Regions from separate parts of the Mus musculus genome. Here region 2 is linked to region 1. Evidence: chromatin loops called from intact Hi-C (ENCODE). Cell type or tissue: heart. All regions are shown on one strand. Each heading gives the region's core, and the rest is flanking DNA. Links, peaks and the distances in the headings are about the cores only. Region 1 has its middle 48 kb from the start of Gm34267. Region 2 has its middle 44 kb from the start of Aldh8a1.

Region 1 (2,911 bases), core at 163-2,662:
AGTCCAGAGCTTACTCACGTTGACTAAACTAGCTAGGCAGTGGCTCTGAGACCCTTCTCTGTGTTAGAATTGCAGGTTGGCCACCAACCATATTCACCCAACATTTATGTGGGTTCTGGACATAGAACTCTGGACCTCGGGCTTGCATGCAAACACTCTATCCACCGAACCATCCTTGCCTCTGAATACAAACAAGATATTCACTAAAAATTTTATTTATTTATTTAATATATGTGAGTAAACTGTAGCTGTCCTCAGACACCAGAAGAGGGCATCAGATCCCATTACAGATGGTTGTGAGCCACCATGTGGTTACTGGGAATTGAACTCAGGACCTCTGGAAGAGCAGTCAGTGCTCTTAACCTTTGAGCCATCTCTCTAGCACCCAGGGTTTTGTCTTTTAAAAAGTGCTCTGTGACTACAACATTTTCAGTATCCTCTGCAGCTAGGCTATGGCAGATGTTATACATTTAATTGTCCAGGTAAAGGAAGAAGTATATGTTAGCACTTTCTTAGGCCTCATAACTATTGAGTGGGGGACATGGAACTAAACTTGACTATTGTCTAAGCTATGTCACTGTCAACTGTCTTCCTGTGCAGACTTTCAGAGCAGAGGAAATATATCAAAAGTTGTTGTTCCAGTTCTGAAAGAGTGTGTTGATGTGTGTTTGAGTATTGGTGTACGAATGTGTGTGTGTGTGTGTGTGTGTGTGTGTGTGTGTGTGTGTGCATATGAATGTGCCTGAGCCAGTGTGAGCAAGGGTCTGTGAGTGAGAATTTTGGTGGGTGTTGATTGTGAGTGTGTGCATGTGTGTGGTTGTGAGTGTGAGTGTGTGAGAGCCTGTGTATGAGTCTGTGTGTGAACGTTTGTGCTAGTATGAGTCCGTACATGAATGCTGCTTTGTGTATACGTGTGCGTGTGTTTGGGTTTGGTTGTTGATTTTTAAAACAGGGTTCTGCGTAGCCTAGGATGGCCTTAAACATTCTGTGTAGCTAAGAATGCCTCTGAGGTTTCGCTCTTTCTTCCCTGCCCGATTTTGCTGGACTGGAGATTTTAGCTTCGTGCATGTCAGGCAAGTACTTAGCCAGATGAGTCACACCCACAGTCCCTATAATAGAATCTTTTAATTAAGCTTATACAGGTTTATACACCCCCCCCGCCCCCCCAAAACATCCGAAAAGAGAGGGCAAGGTTAAAGGGCGCCATTGCTTCAGCAGCGCAGAAGCAGTAACGTGTTGAGGGATTAGGTTCGTGCTGCCATCTGGTGGTTGTACCGGGGACAACAACACAAACAGGACAAGTGATTGTTCATGCGCTAGAACAGAAGCAGAATTCAAGGCGGGCAGCTGGTCTCAAACGCTGGTCTTCTCTCTTGCCTCCGAAAATCTAAGACTGTTAATATTTTCTCTTCATTTCCCCACAAAGAGTTAGGAGTCTAAGATTCTTCTCAGGCGACTCCTAGAATCTAAGCAGCTCTGTTACCTTAAGCGCATGCAGGCTTGGGGAGGTGTCTGCCCACTTCTGTTCGTGCTGCTATTTCACTATACTGAAGCTTAATCTGGCTACGGGCTTGTCATTTTCCTTCTGGCTCCTCACACCAAGGACTTCTCAAGGATGCCCAACTGGGTGAGTCCTCCTTGGCTGGATGCTATATTAATAGGATTTGGGAAAGCAGGAAAGTGCAAGCCAAGTGTCACTAGAAGGAAGCTCTGATTGCCAAAAGGTGTTTCAGTTGCGCTACCACGCTGGTGTGACGTGAGGAGATTGAAAAGAAGTAAGCCTAGAAGGAGAATGGCAGGTGCAACTCCCCCCGCCCCCCCCGTCCCCCCCCCCCCACACACACACTAGGGGCCAAGGGCATGGCTCATGCAGTCCCTATAGCAACTGGGCCTCTTCAAAAGCAACAGCAGCCAGAATCATAGTCTTGGATTCTGCTTCAACAATCAAGGACTAAAGACATTTTTTTGGAAAAACAGCGTGCCAGTATTGAACTTGCATAGATTTGTGTTTCTAACCATTTTCTTTTTTTTTTAATTAGGTATTTTCTTCATTTACATTTCCAATACTATCCCAAAAGTCCCCCATACCCTCCCCACCCCCACTTCCCTACCCACCCACTCCCACTTTTTGGTCCTGGCGTTCCCCTGTACTGGGGCATATAAAGTTTGCAAGTCCAATGGGCCTCTCTTTCCAGTGATGGCCGACTAGGCCATCTTTTGATACATATGCAGCTAGAGTCAAGAGCTCCAGGGTACTGGTTAGTTCATAATGTTGTTCCACCTATAGGGTTTCTAACCATTTTCTGAAGGAATACGTAGACACTGTTTGCATAGCCGATGTTTTGTGTTAGATACTCCAAGTTACCTACAGACGCTTATAGTGTATGAGAAATGCGCACAGGTTATCTGCAACTGTTTTTCTATTGTATATGGGACTTAAACTCATACATTTAGTGATTCAACATGGGGAAGAATCTGAGATCAATGCCCCAGACTTCCAGCTTGTGATTCCTGGCTCTGGGCTCTTCAAAATCAAAGTCTAGGGCCAGCAAGATGAGTCAGTGGGTAAGATGCTTGCCGCCATGTCTCAACCTCATCTCCCAGGTTGTCCTCTAACCTGAACATGTGTGACGTGACATGGTGCGTGTGTGAGCACCCTAGAGAAATAAATACATAAATAATAAATATAAGCAAATCTATTGGTCTGTGAAAGACCATCCGTCTCAGATATGCTAGCAGAGAGCCGGCGAGAGGACCAAGCTCCAGAAGGCTTCACTCTGGGCTCTGGAAGAGAGCATTCTTGGGGGCCAAGGTCAGTGTACTGCCTGTTTCATGTCAACTGGTCACAATCGAGAGTCATCAGAGAGGAAGGAGCCTCCAGGAGGTCCAGCTGTAAGGCGTTTTCTCAACT
Region 2 (2,911 bases), core at 220-2,719, 590 kb before region 1:
CCCATTTGGTATCAGTACAATCAAAGCGAACAAATACAGGACCAAGGAGACCTTGTTTACTTGAGCTTCCAATAAAAACAAACAAACAAACAAACAAATCCTTGCTTTACTCAAGTCCAGCACAGAACAAGACTGCACTTCTCCAGGCTTTGTGTGCTCCATGAACCAAGCACTCGGAGGGAGGGATTATCATCCGGTTTGGAGCTTTGATTCCTGGGGCAGTTTTAGCAATTTAGAGTTTGCACCCTCACTTACAGAAAAACATTGGTGTAAAATGAGCGTAGTGATTTAACCTTAGAATAAAAAATGTGTTGGGGACAATGAGTGAGCTCTGAGATGTACATCAGAGCGCTTGCAAACCCCTGACCAGTCTTGCGCACTGGATAAGGCCCTGAAGCAAGCAGGCTTTTTATAAGGTCGCCACACATATTCTTAGTGTCCTGAGAGGGGGAGCTGCCCACCCTTTGCTATGCCAGAAAGTTAAATAATCCATTAGTTTATTTATTTATTATGAATTATTTGTAAGATATTATGAAATTTAACCAAGTCATTTCTGAAGCCTTGTTCACTGCCATCTTTAACCCCCTGCTTTGTTTTTCCTGGGCTTTGCGTCTGAATCCTTTTCTGGCGTTTTCTCTTCATCCTCTTCAATTCCTCATTGAAGGCGCTCCCTTGGCTTAATATTTAGAAATGTCTTATTAGTATACTCATCAACACGAAAATGTATCAAAGAGCCAGATTTCTTTTCTGATTTCAATTACATACCTGTGGTCTTAAACCTCTCTTTTGCTTTGGGGTATATTTTCCTACCTTACAGCCACTTTCTTCTGCTTATAACTGGCAGCTAAGTTAGCCTAGGATACGGTTTATGGTGCTTTGTTTTCTTTCCCAGAATCTTCAACGCCTTTAAACCGAGTAACCTTATCTTTGCCTTTATTCAATGGTCGGCCTGCGTTTCAACTTCCCTTTCCTCCCTTATCTCAAGCTATTCTCTGAAAAAGCCCTACTCAGGTTAAATCGCTCTTCCGGGTGGCCCTTCAAGCACGGGCCATTTCTTCCTTACCAAAAGCAAGAGCACATTTTTTTTTTCCTTACCACGAGTGTTGTGTGTTTGCTGAGATTTCTCTCAGCACTGAACGCCATCCAAACGTCATCATTTTGCCATATGTACTTCCACACAACGTTCTCTAGTCCTGTCCACACCATTTGGGGGTCACATTTTGTTTGTTGACTGGCACTTTTTAAAATTGCTACTTGATTGGTCTGTTTTTCGTCCCAAGTGTCTGAGTTTCGAGAAAAGGAGGGCGTGGCACAGCGCGTGCGCAAACCTGTCTATACAGTACCTTGAGTTTAACAAAACTCAGAAATGCCAGAAGCCTTCCCCCAAGGGTTGAAGTCTCTCGCTCTCAAAGGAGACTTGGTCAGGTCAGGGGCAGGTTGATTAATAGGATCTGAGTTAAATGGCATGGAACCTGTAAGCCTGGCTGTGTGCAGTCTGACTAAGTGAGCTCTCGTGGTACACATCATTGAGGCTAGCTCAGGGAGAACACGAGATAGCAGACAAGAGTGGCACACATTTTTTTTTACTTACCAGATGTAGCACCACTTCTCCCCAACAGGTGGCGCTGGTTCTCTGTAACATTTTGTTCTCGCCCCTCCTCTCTCTTCCCCTCCCCTTTCCTCCCCTGCCTCTCTTCTTGTGTCATCTCTTCTCCCTTCCCTTTACTCCCTCTCTTGCTTTCTTCCCCCACTCCATGGGCAAGCATTTTAAATAACCAGATTGCGATTTGTTTTCCACTTTGAGTTTAACATCTCTCATGCTGGGCACTGGTTTTCATTTATTATCACAAATCTACCTCCTGGCGAGTATAATCGGTGCGGCCATTATCCCATACTGTCTTGGCGTTGACCCTGCCAGTTAGTAAGGTCTCTGCCACTAATTGCGATGTGACAAGAACCAGTCTCAGTCTCAATGTTAGAAGATGCCAGAGGAGTCACAGAACAGACTTTTGTAGGTGTGTGTATGTGAGTGTGTATAAGTGTGTGTGTATGGTGTATGTGTGGTGTAATGTATGTGTGCATGAGTGTGTGTATGTGTAAGTGTAAACATGAATGTGCGTGTATGGTATGTGGTGTGGTATGTGAATGTGTATGGTGTGTGTGTGTATGAGTGTGTGTTGTGTGAGTATGTGTTGTATGTGTGAGTGTGTGCATAAAAATTTGTGTGGTATGTTTGTGTGGTGTGTATGAGTATGTGTTGTGTGCGTGTGTGTGTGTGTGTGTGTGTGTGTTGCTTGTGTGTTATATGTATAAGATGTATGTTGTATGTGTTGTGTGTGTGTTGTTTGTGTGTTATATGTATGAGATGTATGTTGTATGTGTGAGTGTGTGTTGTGTGACTGTGTATGTGTGTGGTGTGTGAATGTATGTGTGAGTATGAGTGTGTCTGTGGTGTATGTGAGTGTGTGTATGTGTATGAGAGTGTGTATGAGTGTGTAAGTCTATACAAAAAGGATTTTGTAGAGGATTTTGTCTCATTTTTCTTTGTAGTATCTGGCCCCTGCTAAGTCCTCAGTAAGTATTTATTGAGAAAGTAAAACCTGGAATGAAAGAAAGGAAGAGATGAAGGACAGGAAGCAGGAGGCGCTTTACAGACTGAGCTGTGTCTTCACCTCTTCCCAATACGTTAATTACAATTTATATTGTCTCAAAATGTGATGGATCTCAGCACGATGATGAAGCTAAAAATGAAGCTTTTAGAATGACCTTAATGCAACCTTACTGAGGTACCCCATAAGGAGATGAACCTACACAGATGCCAGGGCACACTGGAAGTGAATGCAGAGAAAGAAAACCATCTGTGAGCCGAAGAGCAGGCCTGGGGAGCCCGAGAGAATAAGTATTTTTATAA

What was found. Hi-C counts contacts between places; a loop is a spot of excess contacts. Peaks named below come from ENCODE experiments on the same cell type or tissue, not always from the same donor. Only the 100,000 strongest peaks of a DNase experiment are listed, where the experiment ranks them.
Region 2: it touches region 1 in a loop (8-fold over the local background); 6 of 42 quality-filtered maps call a loop at or near these places.

What each region holds. Positions count from the first base shown.
Region 1 is chr10:22,009,064-22,011,974 of GRCm38, forward strand. No RefSeq gene overlaps it. Among named protein-coding and RNA genes, the nearest start is that of Gm34267, 48 kb to the right of the region's middle. In heart, for the core only: CTCF peaks have their summits at 260 (motif pointing right) and 1,281 (motif pointing left); a DNase peak (open chromatin) is centred at 1,268.
Region 2 is chr10:21,419,619-21,422,529 of GRCm38, forward strand. No RefSeq gene overlaps it. Among named protein-coding and RNA genes, the nearest start is that of Aldh8a1, 44 kb to the left of the region's middle. In heart, for the core only: a CTCF peak has its summit at 1,613 (motif pointing right); no DNase peak of the experiment used is centred there; H3K27ac peaks cover 470 bases.